2 separate regions of the Homo sapiens genome follow, and region 1 is linked to region 2. A link is an interaction called in ENCODE POLR2A ChIA-PET data of the cell type or tissue named here. Cell type or tissue: MCF 10A. All regions are shown on one strand. Each heading gives the region's core, and the rest is flanking DNA. Links, peaks and the distances in the headings are about the cores only.

What was found. ChIA-PET counts read pairs that join two places held together with the same protein. Peaks named below come from ENCODE experiments on the same cell type or tissue, not always from the same donor. Only the 100,000 strongest peaks of a DNase experiment are listed, where the experiment ranks them.
Region 1: POLR2A ChIA-PET joins it to region 2 with 12 read pairs; 3 of 35 experiments call an interaction of 5 or more read pairs at or near these places.

Annotation. Positions count from the first base shown.
Region 1 is chr12:46,768,228-46,778,993 of GRCh38, reverse strand. It overlaps SLC38A4 (solute carrier family 38 member 4), which reads left to right. Exons shown (of 17, transcript NM_018018.5): 11 at 218-493; 12 at 626-705; 13 at 1,990-2,090; 14 at 3,821-3,945; 15 at 9,566-9,710; 16 at 10,587-10,684. Among named protein-coding and RNA genes, the nearest start is that of SLC38A4, 52 kb to the left of the region's middle. In MCF 10A, for the core only: no CTCF peak of the experiment used is centred there; no DNase peak of the experiment used is centred there.
Region 2 is chr12:46,698,756-46,709,521 of GRCh38, reverse strand. No RefSeq gene overlaps it. Among named protein-coding and RNA genes, the nearest start is that of SLC38A4, 120 kb to the left of the region's middle. In MCF 10A, for the core only: no CTCF peak of the experiment used is centred there; a DNase peak (open chromatin) is centred at 6,401.

The DNA.
Region 1 (10,766 bases), core at 940-8,939, 70 kb before region 2:
TTGTCCTGTTAACTCTAAGAGGCAGGGCTGCCAATCACAGCTCCAACTCTTCCCTTAGAACAGAGGCTAGAGGAAGTTTACTTTGTCCATTAGTCTAAAAGGAATCCCTAACTGAGTTCCCTCACCCCCCACCCTATAAGCCACACATATGGATTCTTATTTCATTGTTTTTTCTCAAAAAGCTGATTTTTTTTTCTTTTTTAATGACTGAGTCTAGGTGATTTACAAGAAATTCCAAATACCCTGCCCTCTACCTGTTTTGGATCACAGTGTTGGAAATCTGTCATTCAACAACACGCTTCCAATGCATGTGGTAATGTTACCCAACAACTCTGAGAGTTCTGATGTGAACTTCATGATGGATTACACCCACCGCAATCCTGCAGGGCTGGATGAGAACCAGGCCAAGGGCTCTCTTCATGACAGTGGAGTAGAATATGAAGCTCATAGTGATGACAAGTGTGAACCCAAATACTTTGTATTCAACTCCCGGGTAAGTGAGCGGTCCGGGCTTCTAATGAGTACAGTTATGTGTTTTCTAAGTTTTTATTCAATAAACTGAGATGGCCTGAGATCACCATCTATGTTGGAATGCTAAACACGTGGTGTTGTCTTTGTTTTTCAGACGGCCTATGCAATTCCTATCCTAGTATTTGCTTTTGTATGCCACCCTGAGGTCCTTCCCATCTACAGTGAACTTAAAGAGTAAGGCAGCCATCATTTTAGCATTCTAATTTGCTTTGAAATTCTGCTCATATGTTCAAAGATTCTTTAACAGGAAACACAGTTTATAGCTTCCTCTTCAGAGAAAATATGTACTCCATCCACTCCTCAGTAACATGCTTTAATCAGAAAGGTGGGAATCAGCCCACCACAGCACTACCTTATCTTCTTTCTCTCCTTTCTCTCCACCATAATGGTTCAGGGGAGGGGTTCATGGCAGGTGGACAAGGAGTCGATGGTTGTAATAATTTTGGCAGGTGTTGGGAATTTAAATTTGAATTTTGTTCGGAAGAAACGATGTCAGCTGGACTAGAAATGAAAACACCCATGACGACCAAAACTTATGGTTAGGGGCAGCCTCGATAAGCCAGTGATGTCATTTATAGTCAGCACCTAACCCTTGTCTAGAACACATTCATTACAAGAGATGTGTCAATATCTGTCCTTTGTTGTCTTATTTGTACAATAGAGTCACTGGCTAGAAAATCTTGTTTCTTCCAGCTGATGGTCTATGGTTCATTTGTATTCTTTTCCCTTTGAAGTTGTTGATATTTGCTTGGGAACAAAGGATATGAACTCATTATAGCTGTTTTCCTCTTTCCTTTAAGGGAGGGTATTATATAATAATTCTCAACTTCTTTAATCTAGACATCAGTAACCTCAGTCTTCATTCTCACTAAATAGCAAAACTTTCCCCATAAATTCTGATTTACCTCATAAAAAATTTCAGAACACTTTCAAGTATTTTGATGTCTTTGATTTACTTTGAAAATTACATGTAGCAGTTACTCCAGAAGCCTGACAATTGATCTTTGGCAGCCAGGTTCCTTCTAGAATGGTTTTCAGAAGCTTTTCAGGTAGTCTGGACTCCTGGCAGTAGTACTTTGCTGACTCTACTAGGTTCTTTTCCTCATCTAAAGTCATCTCATTATGAAATGCAAAAGCTTTCTATGTTAGGAGCCTGTTTGATCTTTATGTTAATTATATTCTTATTCAGTGGGCAAGCTTACTGACCTACGTGAAATAGACTGTTCCTCTTCTAGGGAAATGATTGTTTTTAAGACTGAAGGACTAGTGTTTAAGAAAAATGGAAATGAATCCTCATTAGCTCTCTAAGACAAATTTAAATCAGCTATAAGTTTATGTACTAAATATGTCTTCATGATGAGCAATATAGATATACTTTTTTATTATTATTTTCATTTTGAAAAGTGATTTTTTTTTGTAAGTTTAAAAAACAAAGCTTGGTGTTCTTTCTTTTTCCAGTCGGTCCCGGAGAAAAATGCAAACGGTGTCAAATATTTCCATCACGGGGATGCTTGTCATGTACCTGCTTGCCGCCCTCTTTGGTTACCTAACCTTCTATGGTAGGTCACTCTGAAAGTCATTCTCTATATGCAAATCCTTGTTAGGCTGGTCCTTGACCTGGGTAGGTATGATTTTTAAAAATTGCCTTCTATAAGCATGCTCTATAGATGACACATATTCAATTAATATACTATTTTAGTTTTGTCACTTGACCTGAGGAAATGGGGCCTGATTCAGCCTGGCTAACAAGTTACAAGAATTTGTGAATTAACACCTATTTTATAAAAAATATCCCTCAAACAAAATTATTTTCCTCTAGGGATAGATGATATTTCTCTGGCTAGACTCCATAGTCCAACTCAGGCTACAAGTGATGAGAATGAATCCACTTGCATGTGATAAAGCTCCTTTGATGGAATTATTACCTGCCACACAAATAGCAGGGAAACTGCCAGGTCCTCAAGTTTGAATTTGCCTCCTCTTTACCAGTCAAGTCAAATCTGGGAGCTTGGGACTTTAGGTAAAATTTCTGACATATCCCATTCTATTTTGTTATACTAAATGATTTCCTAAGAAAGAGGACATGACAGAATTTCCTTCAATCTAAGAATGCACCACCAAAAAAAAGTGACTATGGCCACATTAGATTATGCCTGCAACATTTCCTCTCTGGCATCTTAACAGTTCACAAAGGGAGTAGGATTGTACTCCTTCCATGAAGTGTGGCCACATAAACAGATTTCATGGAATCACATATTGACCTGGTAGCATATGTTTACATGAATCAGTGTATCAATATAAATATATTTTTGTATAAACCTCCTTTTAAAGTTTTTAACTTAATTTTTTTCTTACTGACTTGGTAAATTGAATTGCATGTATGACAAATTGTGGAGGAAAAGATTCAGGAGTAGGCCACCATTTGCTTAGGTTTTTTTTCTATTTGACTAATATTTGACTATTAACCAAACATGTGCTTTAGATTGGGCATTAACTTTTTGCCGGTTGTGAAATAATGAATGACGAGGTCAATACTACTGAAGGTATTTTCACTCCTTTTTGTCTGATCTTGAGGTGAAAATCCAACTACGCTTGATTCCATAGATATTTTCTTGTTATTTGTGCTTGGAGTCCTGAATGAAGGTGTTTTCAAGTAGGGCTGCATCTTCGTCTTAGAGTAGTACCCACTGGGAGACCATCTAAAAATTATACTAATTTATCCCTGCATGTTACTTATACTTATTTTAATGAGTTTCATAAGACAAGCAAAAACTTGAAAGAGCCCAAAAATATCTGTTTTAGTGTGGTGATGGAGTCATAGTTGTTGAGCTTGAAAAAATGGTAGCAATCATTCATCCTAGAGTTTACACACTGGGTTTGTAACCTGCATCAGGAGTGGCTGCGCAGGTAGGGACAGGGGAGGTGGTAGGCTGGGAGAGACAATATGTGGGGCTTGGGTCTCTCATCCCCTTCAACAAGAGCACCTTGGTCTCTGTCTGATTTGTAATTGCTTCTGTACAGCGGAGATAGATTTATCACAATGTAAATGAGCTTGAGAGGCTCTTTATTTTGTATTATACCTTCTGCAACGTTATCAGCTTCAGGACCTCTTTGTTCATTTGAATGAAGGTTGCATAGCTAATGAGCTCAGAGGCAAGACCAGAGGTGCCTGGATTCCCAGGCCTAGGTCTTTTCCTCTGTTCTGTGTTCTCTCTATAAAATGTTGCCATAAGTGACCTGTGCTGATTTGACAACACCAAGCGGTTTCATTCTCTTTTTCCTGTTGTAGGAGAAGTTGAAGATGAATTACTTCATGCCTACAGCAAAGTGTATACATTAGACATCCCTCTTCTCATGGTTCGCCTGGCAGTCCTTGTGGCAGTAACACTAACTGTGCCCATTGTCCTCTTCCCAGTAAGTACATAAGACTTTGATGAAAGAAACCTACTTGACCCCATAAATTAGTACATGTGTTCTACCTTCATTTTGATTTAATTATAGGGTGAGTTTGCAATTGCAATGCCTGAGGATATTATTTTCCTATAGCATTTTGAGTCACTTAAAATTGGCCATTTAATGTGTAGATAGAGCAAGTAGTTTCAGGTGGTATTTTTATAGTGTAGGAAAAAAATCATAAAACTTATTTTTAAACTCAAAGTTGAAAAGTGGAGCTGGAGCTTCTGTCTTGTGGATTAGTAAAACTGAGTAGGAGTTCATATAACTTTGGAACCTTGAAAGCCAAAACCATATTAACTTTCAAATCTTATTAAATTTCATCACAGTTTTGAAGGCATTTCATTTTTTTTCCAGTTTGTTGTGCTGCAATAATATACAAAAGTTGCCTTTTTTAACCTGATGCCTTGAAGGCTAATGAAAAGGGGATTCATGTTAAGTAAATTATATACCAGAAAAAAATTTTTCAAAAAACAGTTATGCTATCTATCACATATCTCTCTCACACATGGCCTCTGCCAGACTCACACCAGGTCACCCCTCCCTGGCATTTGTCATTGGTGTCAGTTTGTTCTGAGATCCCAGAGCAGAGCTGGTAGTGAAGATTTGGGCTGTGTGAGTTAAAACCACCACCTAAGGATAAACACAGGTCTTCACCCTCCTGCCAGCTCCTGTTTCATAAACACTGAATTTACTCATTCATTTGAGGGGGAAAAAAATAAGTGACACAGTAACCAGCACTGTCCTGGACATAATGTTCCATACAGGGCTTGCATATGAAGACTATTTCTATAATGACACTGTGGTCACTTTAAATGCAGCTTGTGTGCTGAAATATATTTTGGCACATTCCTTTTTCATGAGTGCATGAAATCAGATCCGTACTACTATGGTGGCTAATATTTTACTCTTAAATCATGTCTTGCCTCTAATATATCTGAAAGTATTTCAGATGACATACACATAGCTTTAGCCTAAAATCAGCTCCGTCTTGGGTACAAGACAGAAGACAACTATAAACAGAAGGTATACGATAGGGTAAAATTGCCAGGCAAACAACTTCACTGAGAAAAGGATATCTGGAGCCCTTCTTTTTATGTGTAAAAAAATCACTCACTAAATTTTGGCACAGTGTAAGCATTCACATCATTGTAGAATCAAAGCATAAGAAATCTGTGATGTGCTTCTGTATTGCTTTATTCATATTCATATAGTGTTTTCAAGCCATGGTTTTAAGGGATTGCCAGAATTGGCCATCGTCACACAGACAGCTGGTAACAGTTCAACTAGTGCAGCTCATAGCCCAACACTGAGGGCTGCAATTATTGTCATGGGAAGTAAAAGTCATTTACTGATGAACATTTCACCTCAGCATGGAAAATCCAAATCTCCCCTTAGAAATTCTTACCCTATGTGAGAAATAAAGCACTGATATAAATCTGACCATCAGGAACAGCAATAGTGTGTAAACATTAGATGCCATTAGAACCAAAATTGACCATAAGAACCAGAGTTCAGAAAAATGACTAACTGCTGTCCTTCATTATGTATTTCCACTCAACATTAGCATTTATGAAACATTTTGCACATTATCCTGTCCTCACCCTTGCAATGTTACATTTATATAATCTGTGTAAGTGCTCCACTGCCCCACAGAGTCATAAGTCCCTGGGACTTGGTGATGTGCACAGTGACTGGCACAGAGGGTGAGCTCCGTCGTGCTTGGGAAGAAAAATGGTCTTCAAATGAATCTTGCTTTGTCTTGAAATGTATAAACTGCCTTTTCTAGCAAAAGCATAGACACTCTTTCCCTTGGTGACATGTGCTACGAATTCAGCTGGGTTGAGGATCTGGGCTAAATGAACCAAACCTCCCTATACATGAAGGATACACAGAGAAGGTGACAGAGAGTGGTCACTTCCGTGAGTGGATCTCAATCAAGTCCTCTGAAGCTAAATTCAATTTTTTTTCTTTACTAAAATGATAAAAGTTGTTATTGGCGCTTTTGCTTGTTTATTTCGTATAACTTAGGGCTCAGATTTTCAATGTGTCAAATGCTGACTCACAGCATGGTTCTCCTGACAGTTTATTTCATTTAAGGAACTCTTCACCAGTAAGTTTATTTACTTGCCTTGATATCTCCACACATTAATAATAAAACTAACAAAACCTAATCTGAATTAAAATCTATCAGCTTTAGGCATTATTTTGTGTTCTCCTTCTTTCAACATGGTAACTGGGCTCTCTTTCTTAGGAGCTTGAGAAGATATGACTGGGGTTTGTTTTTCTCTACTTCATTTATTATCTTTCTTTTTTCCAATCAGGTTAGTTTTTTCCTTTTTAGTAAAAGGTGCATAGTAACTGCTTGTAGTATTTGTTGAACAAGTGAATAAATGAAATGAATTAAGGTAGTGTTTTCACTAGCAGCCCAACATTTCTTTCTCTCTTAGTAGTGGGTGGGGTATCAGTTATGGAATGGCACCTCCTTCCAGAGGACTGATCATGTCATTTTCAGCTTATGCTTCCCTTTATGCAGTAAAGTTTCCATATTTCCATAAAGAACAAGAAACCAAATAATCCTAATGGATATATAATGAACACACAGATGAAAATTTCACCTGCCATGCCTTTGAAAAAAGATCCCTAGCTACTTGTATTTCATCTTATAATTAAAATCAGTCTTTTCACTTATGTTGCCTTCAGATCTCCTGTTTTGAAGTGTATATAGATATCAACATAGAAATGCAGCGTATATTGCTATCAACTGCAGTGGAGCAGTGATTCGTAGGTTTTCCAACATCCTTGCCTTAAGCAAACCTGCAAAATCAAAGTGTGAGCTACGTCTAAACAATGGGAGAGGCTTTTTTTTTTTTTTTAAGAGTTAGAACTAAGACTCTCACTTCCTCCTGTGCCTCCACATTTTTGACCTTCACATTGGGCCCCTGCATCAGAATACAGCACCCCCTAACAGGCTCCTGTTCAGGACTCTTTCTCTGGAAATAACAGATGTTGTCTCTAGAGCTGCATAGAACCTTAATGGAATCATTGTGGGTCAGAGGCCCTGGATGGTGCTGGGGACCTCCCTGACCCACAGCATCTGACCCACATTTCCAGGTTCCTAGCGACTTGTGTCAGTAAAGAAAAAGGCACATAGCTAAGTGGAAGAGCAGATGAGGCTTGGTGGGAATCAGCCAGTGGTCTGCCCTAGCAAAGGTAAACAGAACTGCTGGGGGCTTTTGGTCCTAGGCTCACTACTCAGGGAGGCACTTTAACATGGAATGACCAGCAAGTTTCCTTCCTGATCTTTTCCACCACCACCACAAGCCTAGTACCTCCCTCCCTCTTTGCTCTGTTGCTCTCTTCAGGAATGCACTGGAAACCACCTTCAGTTCTGTTTGGAATTTTCCTATTCCTTATTCAGAAAGAGGAAGAAGCTTTTGCATTTACTCCAACCGTTCTACCTATTATTGCCATAAACTTTCTGTGATCTCATATCATTAGGCCAAATGTTAATCTTTCTGGGAGCCAGGAGACTGCTTTCACATTCAGAGGCCCTGGACATATAGGACTGCCTCTAACTCACTCTAACTCAGCTTATTGACTTGAATGCACCTTTTTAACAAGTGACTAAAAAACAAACTGTGACTATTCTCTGAAAATGAGCCTATATCTCATACTTATTTATTCTGTTTAACACTGTGAAACAAATTAAGTCCTCTGGCACTATGTATATACCATAAAAAGCTTATTCGTAAGCCTACTAATTGGACCAGTTTTGACAATATTGAATAAGCACTAATTGCAGATCATAATGTAGAATTATAGGCTGCTGAGGAAAACAATATCACACCATTTGCTTTCCTCAGTTTCCTTTTCAGAATGAGTTTCATAATGTTCACTAATCCAATTTTTAAAATCCTTTACAAAGTTATTCTTAAACTATTTCCAGAGACTATCTGGTTTGTCATTCTAGAAATGAAATTGCCTTTTCAGCCTAAACAGATGGCCTTAATTTTTGGTGGAGTGGTATGAAAGGAATGTCACATGAGAAACTGCAAGCTATTTAGCTTGAATTTTTTGTCATTCATACATGTTTCAAAATATATTTTACATTTTCTCTCTTTTAAATGAGTTCCCATCTCTGCACCTTAAGTGACTTCAGAACTAAAATTTTAAAGTGAACATCAATCACAGCATTTCCAAAAATGTGAACTCCTAGCTTAACCGAAGTATTCACTTATTGGAAAGCTGATAGAGTAATTCCACTAAGTCCAAAAAGTGTCCTCTAAAAGATTCCAAAGATAAGAGTGTTTTCAACTTTGTCAAGCTGTACAAACACAAATGTCACTCCCTCCCTCTGCCCACAGGGATCTTTATCCAGTTACAGCAGCGTAACTTGAGCAGCTGCTGCAAACTGAGGCTCTCTTGACCCTTCGCCTACTTATTTCAGCTGCTAAAATAGGGCTGAAATCTGTCAAGGATCCTGAAGGGAAGGATAAGATTCCTACTATTCAATTTAATTTAAGCTTTTATTCAGTGCCTGCTGTGTGCACAACACTAAGCTAGAAAGTCTGAGGAATGTTTAGATTATTAGGTCCTGTTCCTTGCCTTTCATAGATTTACAATCTATTGATAGGGAGAGCTAAAAAGGAGAGAAAGAGGAAGGAGCAAACACAAAAACGTCAAAATTTTAAAATACCATTTTAAAATTTTATTTTAAAATGTTAAATACCATGCAAAATTAAGGAAAACCTAGATTCATAAAAATTCCTTTCACAATCTTGTGTAAATCAATTCAGTGCTTGCCCTTAATGTCTCATCCAGTCTGATGAGACATGTTTTGTGATCAACAAGGGTTTTACTATGTTTCTTAATTATGTGTCTTGCCTGTTATCTCTTTCTGACCGAGATTATTTTTAACAATAAATTCTGAAAACTAAGAAAGTGAAAGCATAAAATATTGTCTTATAAAATAGGCCAAGGAAAAAATGACACTCCATTTCAAATATCAAAAGTTAGCATCAAGACTGCACAAGATGAATGTACAGTCATGTGTTGCTTACAAATGTGGACATATTCTGAGAAATGCATCTTTAGGCAATTTTGTCATTGTGCAAACACCATAGATTGTACTTGCAGCCTAATTGGTGGAGCCTACTATACACTAAGGCTATATGGCATAGCCTAGTACTCCTAGGCTACAAACCTGTACAGCATGTTACTGTACTGAATAGTGGAGGTACCTGTAACATAATGGTAAGTATTTGTGTCTCCAAACGTAGAAAAGCTACTGTAAAAATACAGTATTACAACCTTAGGGTATCACTGTCTTATATGTGGTCTGTTGTTGACCGAAATGACTATGCTTAATACCACTGAACTGTACACTTAAAAATGGTTAAGATGGTAAATTCTATGTTATGTATGTTTTATAATAATAAAAAAATTGAAAAAAGCATCAACATCTTTTCTGGGAAAAAAGAAAAGGAAAGAAAATGCATTAGAGTGATGAGAATATTTGAAGTAATAGATAAAGTCAAAAACAAAGAAATGATCTTGCCTTTGAACTTTCTTGTTTAAGATTCGTACATCAGTGATCACACTGTTATTTCCCAAACGACCCTTCAGCTGGATACGACATTTCCTGATTGCAGCTGTGCTTATTGCACTTAATAATGTTCTGGTCATCCTTGTGCCAACTATAAAATACATCTTCGGATTCATAGGTGAGTTTCAGAAAGGCTTCAATTTGGTCAACCCAAACTCACGCCTCATTAAATGATGGACAGGGAACCAGTGCTGGGTCATCCAGATCCCCGTTCTTTCTCAGGCTCATGGATTCCCTTTATCCCTGAGAGGCTCTGGTGATTGAGCTGCTCACTGTCTCTTCCTCCTAACTGACATTGGGAGCCACCTTATAGGTCATTTAGTCAAGCTGCTTTTTCTGATAGATGAGGAAACTGACCCCTATAAAAGTCAAGTCATATACCTTGGTGTGGACCCAGGATTTGGACTTAGGTATTAGCTCCACCATCAGGAAAAGAGGAAGATAGATTTTACCTGCCAGAAGCTCTCTGATACTACGAGTATCAGCTGAACATTGAAAGGTATCTTCAGAGGAATAGGAGGTTGATTATATAAAGTGTATTATTAGTATTTCCCCATAACTGCATGGTCTATTAATTTTCATTCTACTCATTGAGGGTTTACTTAAACTTTAAACACAATCTAAAACTTTAAAAGAACCATGGGTAGGTCACTTGCAAAGTAAGAGGTGGATAGGGTGTGTCATGAGTTCAGCCACCTTAGTATGTATTTATATTACTAATCCCCTGTAAATTTGTGTTAAATTCAGCCTTTTGTTGCTTATTATATGTTGCATATACTTATGCAGCTTTGATGTTAGGTACATTTTAATTGTCTCTATAAACATATCTTCTATGAATAAATAACCAAGATGAGCTTATGTGACTTAAGTGTGTGTTTTTAGTGCTAAGTATAGGATAGCTTTATATTTGGTTTATTTAAAGTGTGTGCTGGCATCTCCTTTGCTAGGAACTGCTGGGTAAGACATTGACCTTGCCCTGTGTTTGTCTTCTCAGGGGCTTCTTCTGCCACTATGCTGATTTTTATTCTTCCAGCAGTTTTTTATCTTAAACTTGTCAAGAAAGAAACTTTTAGGTCACCCCAAAAGGTCGGGGTAAGTAAACCTTGCAATTTCCCCCATTATTAGTTGTTCTTCCAACTACTTAGAATAAACTAGAAAATACACATAGTTCAGA
Region 2 (10,766 bases), core at 1,714-9,713:
AAGAACAGAGCACACACAGAAAATGACAACAGAATAAGAATGATGAATGAATAGGCTGCCAGACAAAAGTAGAGTTTTAAAAAATTGATTGTTTAGTATGGAATAGTGTTTCTCACTAGGGTTATTAGAATTGTGAGGGTCTTTAAATGCATTTTCAAAGGTCCACCTGTTCTGTATAGAAATTCTGTGAGTGTGTATTTTCTTTTCAATGATAATCCTCAAAGACAATATAAACACATTTGTAGCCATCTATGTAACCACTTTATCCTCAAATATTATCATGCAATTTTAGTTTCTACTTCTGAATTTGTGTTTGCAGTAGTCCTGAGGAATTACTTTAAGTGACTATATTTAAGTTTAATGCATTGGAAACATGCTTGCCTGATGTCAGGGTCAGCAGCCAGACGTTAGGTGTCTTAATATTAGAACATAAACAACTTCCCTTGTTCCCAGTTATGCTAGAGTTGAATTATTTTTCCTAGTTATGAATATGCAACTTCTCTTTTGAATGATTGTTTTCAATTAAAAGGCTTTCCCATAGAATGCAATTTCAATTTCTTATATTAGTAGATAAATGAAATTGATTTGACAACATAAAACAACCTCCTGCCACCAAGTAATATAAGAGAGCATGTATTCTAATGATTACAGGCTAATATAAAAAGAACAGTTGAGTATTTAATGCATAAATCAGGCATTTCTGCTAAATGAAGACCAAATGATGTCACTGTCAGCCTTATGAAAATAAATTTCTCACATTTGAATAAAGAAAAGGGGTGGGAAACTTGAGTCATCTCATGGCACAAGAGAACTTAGGTATGGCAACAACAGAAGACCCAAACAATACCACATTCACATTTCACATTGCAACCTAGCCCATGAAAATCAATTATTCATTACATCAGAGAATACTGTTAACTTTGAAAGTTACTAGGTTTCACAGCTTTATCTTTAGCAGGTAAATTGATTCTGTTCTTATATTTGTATAGAAACTATGGGCCATATGGAGTAGTTTTAACACATGTAAGAAACATTAAAATAAAAACAATTTGAGTTCTCCTCAATGAACTCTACATGCACACGCGCGCACGCACACACACACATGCACACACACACACACACACAAATCCAGGCCCAGTGTTTTACCCGTGATCTCTTCTAAACATTAAAGAAGACATAACACTTTTATACAAACTTTTCCAGGGAAGAGAAAAAGGAAAATATGCATTTCCAATTTATTTTCTAAAGCCAGTATAACCTTGACTGAAAAGAACATTACCAAAAAAGAAAATTGCAAATCTATCTCTCTCATGAACAAAGATGCAAAAATCCTGAACAAAATACTGTATTGTCAAATTGAATAAAAAGGGATTTTTCATTACTTGGGTTTGTGAATCATATAGAGTAACTAGACACTTATATTAGAACAACACTATGTTGCATTTTTTAATTGTGAATGTTAGTACATTTAATGAGGAAAATGTACTTTAAAAGTTAACAGTAGCTTTTTCCCGGGGAAAGTATTATTTTTTGTTTGACAAAACACCTTGATAGATCATGGTTCTGCAAGGCGGAGATGTGAAACAAAGAGAAAGCTAACTGCTGCAAATAATAAAGAAAAAGACGGAGTTCCTTTGGCAGCCAAAAGAAGACATGAGGCTATTAGGCTAAAAAGGAAGAAAGATAAAGAAGTTGAGGCTGAAAGAGAGAGCAAGAGGTTCAGCAACTTGGTCATGTGAGGCAAGAAAATCACTAGTATACATTCCTGACAATGGATATGTCCAATGGACTTGCGAAAACAAAGGTGTCTAATATTCCATGTTAAGTTGTTGTGCTATGGTATAAGCTGCCACTCTATCACCCTCTAAACTTTGGGCAAAATTTTTCTAACGGCGTTGTGATGGAAGCACTTTACAGATATCTAGGAGAGGAGGCTGTGCTCTACGTTTGAACCAAAACAAGGTAGAAAAACAGAACAGCCACAGGAGACGAGAAGTGAATTGAAGAGTTTCATGAGCAAAGAAAATTTGAACAAGAACTGCTGCAATCTACAGGAATGTACACAAATCTCAGAGAGGGCACTGTAGATGGAACCTTTAAGCATTTTGATTTTAATATCAAGAACAAGATGATTTTTTTGAGGTGAGGACAATATTTGGGTTAAATATACATAATAATAATACAAATGTTTACTGAGTTCTTAATAGGTATCAGGCAGTTTTACCAAGCCCTTTGCATGTATTAATCTATTTAATTTTTACAACTGTGTAACTTGAACAAGTTACCTAAACCTGGTTGTGCCTCATCTGTAAAATGGAAATGATTATTGTGCCTCATAAGAGTTGTCACACAATTCGTATGCAATATAGTTGGGATTTGAACTGAGAGAGTTGACTTACCAGAGCCAGTGTTCTTTCCTGTAAAGTCACACTGCCTCTTAAAAATGCTATGTCTTGAATCTGTAAATTACCTTGGGCAGTATGGCCATTTTCACGATATTGATTCTTTCTACCCATGAGCATGGAATGTTCTTCCATTTGTTTGTATCCTCTTTTATTTCCTTGAGCAGTGGTTTGTAGTTCTCCTTGAAGAGGTCCTTCACATCCCTTGTAAGTTGGATTCCTAGGTATTTTATTCTCTTTGAAGCAATTGTGAATGGGAATTCACTCATGATTTGGCTCTCTGTTTGTCTGTTGTTGGTGTATAAGAATGCTTGTGATTTTTGTACATTTATTTTGTATCCTGAGACTTTGCTGAAGTTGCTTATCAGCTTAAGGAGATTTTGGGCTGAGACAATGGGGTTTTCTAGATATACAATCATGTCGTCTGCAAACAGAGACAATTTGACTTCCTCTTTTCCTAATTGAATACCCTTTATTTCCTTCTCCTGCCTAATTGCCCTGGCCAGAACTTCCAACACTATGTTCAATAGGAATGGTGAGAGAGGGCATCCCTGTCTTGTGCCAGTTTTCAAAGGGAATGCTTCCAGTTTTTGCCCATTCAGTATGATATTGGCTGTGGGTTTGTCATAGATAGCTCTTATTATTTTGAAACACGTCCCATCAATACCTAATTTATTGAGAGTTTTTAGCATGAAGGGTTGTTGAATTTTGTCAAAGGCTTTTTCTGCATTTATTGAGATAATCATGTGGTTTTTGTCTTTGTCTCCCCATAAAGCTACCAATGACTTTCTTCACAGAATTGGAAAAAAACTACTTCAAAGTTCATATGGAACCAAAAAAGAGCCCGCATCACCAAGTCAATCCTAAGCCAAAAGAACAAAGCTGGAGGCATCACACTACCTGACTTCAAACTATACTACAAGGCTACAGTAACCAAAACAGCATGGTACTGGTACCAAAACAGAGATATAGATCAATGGAACAGAACAGAGCCCTCAGAAATAACGCCGCATATCTACAACTATCTGATCTTTGACAAACCTGAGAAAAACAAGCAATGGGGAAAGGATTCCCTATTTAATAAATGGTGCTGGGAAAACTGGCTAGCCATATATAGAAAGCTGAAACTGGATCCCTTCCTTACACCTTATACAAAAATCAATTCAAGATGGATTAAAGATTTAAACGTTAGACCTAAAACCATAAAACCCTAGAAGAAAACCTAGGCATTACCATTCAGGACATAGGCATGGGCAAGGACTTCATGTCCAAAACACCAAAAGCAATGGCAACAAAAGACAAAATTGACAAATGGGATCTAATTAAACTAAAGAGCTTCTGCACAGCAAAAGAAACTACCATCAGAGTGAACAGGCAACCTACAAAATGGGAGAAAATTTTCGCAACCTACTCATCTGACAAAGGGCTAATATCCAGAATCTACAATGAACTCAAACAAATTTACAAGGAAAAAACAAACAACCCCATCAAAAAGTGGGCGAAGGACATGAACAGACACTTCTCAAAAGAAGACATTTATGCAGCCAAAAAACACATGAACAAATGCTCAACATCACTGGCCATCAGAGAAATGCAAATCAAAACCACAGTGAGATACCATCTCACACCAGTTAGAATGGCAATCATTAAAAAGGCAGGAAACAACAGGTGCTGGAGAGGATGTGGAGAAATAGGAACACTTTTACACTGTTGGTGGGACTGTAAACTAGTTCAACCATTGTGGAAGTCAGTGTGGTGATTCCTCAGGGACCTAGAACTAGAAATACCATTTGACCCAGCCATCCCATTACTGGGTATATACCCAAAGGACTATAAATCATGCTGCTATAAAGACACATGCACACGTATGTTTATTGCGGCATTATTCACAATAGCAAAGACTTGGAACCAACCCAAATGTCCAACAATGATAGACTGGATTAAGAAAATGTGGCACATATACACAATGGAATACTATGCAGCCATAAAAAATGATGAGTTCATGTCCTTTGTAGGGACATGGATGAAATTGGAAATCATCATTCTCAGTAAACTATCACAAGAACAAAAAACCAAACACCGCATATTCTCACTCATAGGTGGGAATTGAACAATGAGATCACATGGACACATGAAGGGGAATATCTCACTCTGGGGACTGTTGTGGGGTGGGGGGAGGGGGGAGGGATAGCATTGGGATATATACCTAATGCTAGATGACGAGTTAGTGGGTGCAGCGCACCAACATGGCACATGTATACATATGTAACTAACCTGCACAATGTGCACATGTACCCTAAAACTTAAAGTATAATAAAAAAAATGCTATGTCTTCACTTTTCTTTTGGGGACTCAGTCATACATTAAAACAGACAAACAAAACAAAACAAAACAAAAAACATTCTTGTTGGCTTCATAAAATCCTGAGTTATGTCCCAACTAATATTGCATTGGATCAGAACTTTATCTTTTGCATGGACTGCCCCTGGCTAGTCTCCTTGCTTCCAGTCCTAGCTCCCTCAAATCCTTCTCACGTTGATTACTCTAAATGTATTAGTTTATACACTGATTAGTTGAAAACACAAATAGTGTGGGTCAGTATCTGGCCTGAGTAGTTATTATCTGACTATCTCAGTAAAGACTTTGGCAATCAAGAGTATGTTAGACCAAGTAAACATCAAGGTCATCTGACAGATCTCCTTTAATGAAGCTTATTCTGTATTTATTGCTGTCACACTCTGCTCTCTCTCTTCTTACAGCTGGCCAATGGAACACTGCTAGAAAGTCATACTTCTCCACCAGTGTGTGTTTTCCGGTTCTGCCCTTCTCTCTTTTCGTTTCCTTTGGTCAGTAACTTCTCTGTATTCAGTTACCATTGTAGACCTCCACTATCCTCAAGAACCTAACATACTTGCTCTCCTCTCATTAGTAGCCAGTGACATTGCTCCCTACTTTACCAGGAAACTGCAGCAAGCAACTCTAAGCTGTTCCACCTCCTGCTACCCTGGAGTCGATTGGTGGTGATACTGTTCACCCAAGAGTCAGATAGGGAATGGCCCTTGATTCCTCACCAATCCTCATCCAGTTGACTACCAACCCTTTCCCAGCACCTCCCAAATGATAATTCCTTCTAACACTGATTTGGGGTGTCCTTATCATCTTTTATAAAACTACTGCCATAACTCATCTCCTGGTCTCCCTGCATCCAGTATTTCCCCTTTCAAATTTATGATCCAGCCTTTTGATCAATTGAAATCCAATTTCTCCCACGCCATGCTGCCTTGACTGCCCTATAACCATTTTTATATAGAGGATAAAATGTAAGCTAAGTTATTTCTTCTCTTTCTCCAGTACTTTATTGGCAACTGTATCATCAACTTTATGGATTTTAAAGCCTCTCCTGTTTTTCAGCCATTTGGAATCAGAGCAAGATAAAGAGGGCTGGTACTTAAAACTATTTTTGCTTAATGGCTGGATTATCTTTATAACTCTCAGCCCCCTGCTTCAGAATGAGAGAGAAGAAGGCAGCAGAAATAGAAAAGGAAATATTTGTTTTGTCCTGTTTTGTTCATTTTCAGGAACTTAGGATCCAGCAATGGTGGAACAGACATGGTACCTTGCACTCCTCAGCTAATAACTTACACAACTGGCATACAACAAACTGAGGCTAATTAATAGACACATTTAAGTAAAAACATGGCATTTGATAAAAGAAAGTTACCAGGCAAATTATTTTCTTTTGTAGGAGCCATGTAATATTCAAGTTAAGTTGCTTTTGTGGTGTTTTAATGTATTCTGTCACATTTGGGTTAGAATGTCTCTACTCCTGAGCTCGTTTGCACACGCCTGTGCAGTCACAAGTTGTGCTAGATGTGCGCGATTGGAGTTAACACCACATATTTTGGAGACTCGTCATGTCTGAAAGCAGGAGCTTCCTATTCTGGTGGATTGAGGCACGTAGCTGCTTGTTTCAGTTCACTTTTTCCTTCCCAAAAGGCTTAGCAACTCAAGGAAACTTGACAGCTCATTATTTAGGAACTTGGAAGAAGTGTTGAAGCTGGCAAGACTGAGCCTGTCTCCTCCACAATGCCTGCCTCCCTAATCCTCCATCCAGTTTCATTCAGTTACACAGATACTTATTAATTAGCCTAGGTACAAAGGACTAGGCTGGACACCCCAGGGAAGAAAGGAGCATGATACAATTCCTGCTACAGAAGTCGTATTATAGGAGTATTCCACAAATACCTATAAGGTACAAAGAAGTGTCGTGAGAGCTGCACAAAGTGCTACGTGGGAGGACCAAGCTAAAGGGAGGACACCCTTAATGCTTAAGGCACCACTGTGGACAGCTGCAGTCAGCCCAGTACTGCTCTTTACAGCTGAGCAGGGTACTCATCTGAGAGCTTTTTCTTATTTGGAAAATGAGGAAATTATCCTATGTCAAAGAGTTAGACTGACAATTAAATAAAATATTTTATGTGAGTTTCCTCAGCACAAAACCCAAAAGGTAACAGGAGCTTAGCAAATGTTAGTTTCTTTTGTTTTGATAGTATCTTTGAGATGGACTCTCCCCAAAACTGATGAGAGATTTACAGGTGGGAATGGGGTGTGGAGATGGGCATGAGAGGACACACAGGTGGGGAAAACAGATTTTGTTCAGAAAAGAGTGAATACTCCAGTTTTACTACAGAGGAGTAGGGAGACGGACTTGGAAGGATAAGTTGGGGGTCACCCTGAGGGGACAGAGATGTCTGGAAGGGCAGTATGTGCCCCCGTGAAGCCTGGACTTTGGAGCCAGACTGTTTGGGTCCAAATCCTGCCTCTGCCACACTTTTTCACCGTGAAACACAGAGCAGGCTACTAACTCCCTGTGCCTTAGTTTCTTTATTTATCAAATGGGGTTAATAAGAATATCTCTGCCAGATTCCTCTCCTGTGGATTAAAAGGGTTAAAATCTGTAAACAATTAGAACTGTGCCTGGTACATAGTAAATATTAATACCCAATAGATCCTCCCCAGCTCTTATGAGCAGGCTGAAATATTCATCATGAAGTCTCATGGCCAGAAGGCATGCTATGAGTGCATACCATTCAGAGGAAATTGGGTCTGCCTTTACTATGGAAAATGGTTCTTTCTAATCTGAGAAATGGCCTGCCTCTTTACCTGATGGCCATAATATGGAGGTTTCTTAGCAAAAGATAAAGAACAGGTGTGAACTCCTCCCTTAGACTTCCTGCTCTTTAAATCATACCTGCAAGCCCCTTCAACTCCATAAGAGTCTCCTCAACTCCATAAAGGTCTCCAGTTTGCCCCAGTGACCATCTGGAACTCCCAGCCAATAGCTAACATTACCCCTTCCTGCTTGCAGATGATTGGAGGAGCATTTATATAATGCTGGGTGGAAAGATGACTGAGTGACCAAAGACAAGCTTGAGTAACAATGGTTCAAGTTTGTGAACTAAAAACCTTGCTTTCACAAAGAAACTACCAGAGACCCTGGGCTCAGGGATTAGAGATCTGTGTAAACAAACCCTAGCCCCTGATCCCTGCTTGGTTGCACTCCAGAGGCTGGCTGTCTGGAGGATCCTCCCAAATAAGGAGCTTATCTGGAGGCCTGGAAACTTCCTGAGCAACCTCCCCTGAGATATTATCTTCAGCTGATAGGCATATTTGTGCAGTAACATTATGCCCTTTGGGTTAAGAGCAGGTATTGCCACTTGAGAAATAAACAGGTAATTGGAATTAATACTTTTGCTTTCAGAAAATCCATTATGAGAGAAATTCAATCCACATGGCTTACAGAAGCAATAATACATTCAATGTGAACACCAGACCTAATCTCCCAGCAAAAGGAAGAAATTAAGAGGGAAACAATGTGTACATTTGTGTAAATTCTGTGTGTATGTATATGTGCATGTACTATAACTCTTTGGTAGAATGGATGACTATGAATTTCACAACTTCAGAGTAGGCAGATGGTACAAGATTTATTGGGGAAATATGTAACCCAAGGATCAGAAAGAAGAGGTTTGGAGACCTGTGTGTTTTCAGAACCCCTGAGGCTCAGGAGTTGGAACCCAGGGCAGTGTAGCCAGACACACAGTGAATTTGCATTGCGGGGAAAGGACCCTGAACTCCTGCTATCAAACCTTATGGTATAAACTTGAAAGTGGATTATTTGGGAGAGCAAGAATCTTCAGACTCAGGTGTTAAGCAGGCTGAACTTAAGTGCTTGCTGATTAGGGGAGTGGCGAGAAGTGCCATCTGACCTGGTCTGGCGGACTTTGAGGGCCCATGGGAATTCACAGCCCCTTGAGCTGTGGGAAAGAAGCCACCAATCAAGAGGTCACCATTTATTTGGCAAATTGGGCTCAGGTACAGCCCCTCCCACTGGGAATGAGGGATGTTCAGTCCCAGTCAGTTTATTAATCCACAGATCACTCTGGAGTCATTCCACAAACCTCATCCTTGGAGCCCACACACTAGAGAACCATGAGTTTTAATCTTGGAGGGAGAGTGTATGAGCTGTGTTCTCATTCTGACAGCCAGGGCAAGGGTGGATTGAGAAGGAGCCGGGAACTGTCACAGCAGCATTTGGGGATTCACATAAGCTGTGACACTTTCCTTCTGGGTGTTTGAGATGGTGAAAAGTCCAAAAATCACATCCTCTAAAAACAGTTAAAAATACTTTAGAGTGTTTAGTTTAGAGGGATGGGCTCAAGTTTAGTGGTCACACAAAAGCAAAAGTGGACTTCTGTGTAATGCCAGAGAGCAGAACTAATAAGAACAAACAGATTTTACCTCAGTAGCAAAGGACATGAAAACACAGTTGGAGCTGCCCAGAAATGAAGTGATCTCTTTCATAAGAGTGAGTTCTATATTACTGGAGGTATTGAAGCAGAGACTCAAGACCATCTGTCAACTATTGTGTAAGTGGGATTTCTGCTTTGGGATGTGGTTGAAGTAAGCAAAGGAGGCTTATCTTTGACCAACACTCAACCAAGGTTGGTTTTTGCTCTTTTAATAGCCCAAACTCTTCCATGGCTTTAATGTTGCTTCCTAAGACCCCAGAAAGTTAAGGAGTTTTGTTTTTGTTTTTATGTTTTACAAAGGACCTTAAGGATCATGTAGCTTAACCTCACTTTGTTTTATAGATAAGAGACTGGTGTACAACTGTTAGGTGTCTTCTAAGGTGGTTGGTGTGTGGATGGTAGAGGAGCACTAATGCCCATGACCTGGGCTGTGATGGTTCCTAACTAGTCTGCTTCCATCTATTTTCTCCCCACTACTGTTTACCCTACACATATACCAAATTTATATTCCTAAAACATGGCTCTGATTATGTCATTGCTGTATTTAAACTATCTCAAAAACTCCCTGTACTCTCAACTTGTACTTGGAATTCTTTATTACAGTATTTTAGATTCGACCTTGATTTTATCTCCAATTACAGCCTTTCAACACCAGTTCTTTATATACACTGAGATGTGCTTTAAGTTAAAATGCTTTAAATGTAATTGGTTTGGGAAATAATAATTTATGTTTTAGATTATTTCTTGCCACATTCTTCTTTCGTAGGGATTACCGATCATCTGGTTGTTGACCAGTATGTGACAAACCTCCAGGTTTGTTTTTTTTTTTTTTTTTTTTTTAATGTACTGTTCTTCTAGAAAATTAGCACAAGATACTATGGAACAAACATGTTTTGACCAATGCTGAGCTAAGGGAGCTTCACATGAAAGCCTACAAATATGAGGAGGAAAAACCTAGCCACGGCACATTTCCAACAATTTCTTAATAATTCCTCTTTTCTTAACCACAGAAATAAATCAGAGCCTTTAAAAGTTACCTTACAGATACCAGCTTCTCAGAAATTATTTTGCAGTTACGTGAGAGTATGTGCCTTCACAATGTCAGCACCAACATCTTTAGTATTTTAAGAGGAAAAGTCAAGTCCACTGAAGGAATTTAACAGATTTTTCCAGAAACACTTAAGACATCTATAATTAGGTTTTAAAAGGAGTGACAGAATGTCTTGAATCACAAATTAATCTGAATTCAGGACAATAATAACTTTAACTCTTACCCACTTTTATAAGCCATTATTCCCATTAATGGCTGACAATCTATATTTCCCAATTTCCATGCCAAATGAGCTGAGCTTCCATTCTTTTGAGGATGAAAAACAGAATGACTTCTGAAGGATCTGCTATTTGCCAGTATATCAGTTAACTTTTGCTGCCTAACAGCTTGCTACCAAAACTTAGTGGCTAAAAACAACATCTATTGAACTGTTAGAAGGTGATAGACCATTATCAATATGTGAAACAAACAAAAAACACAAGGCTCAACTTATCGCTGACA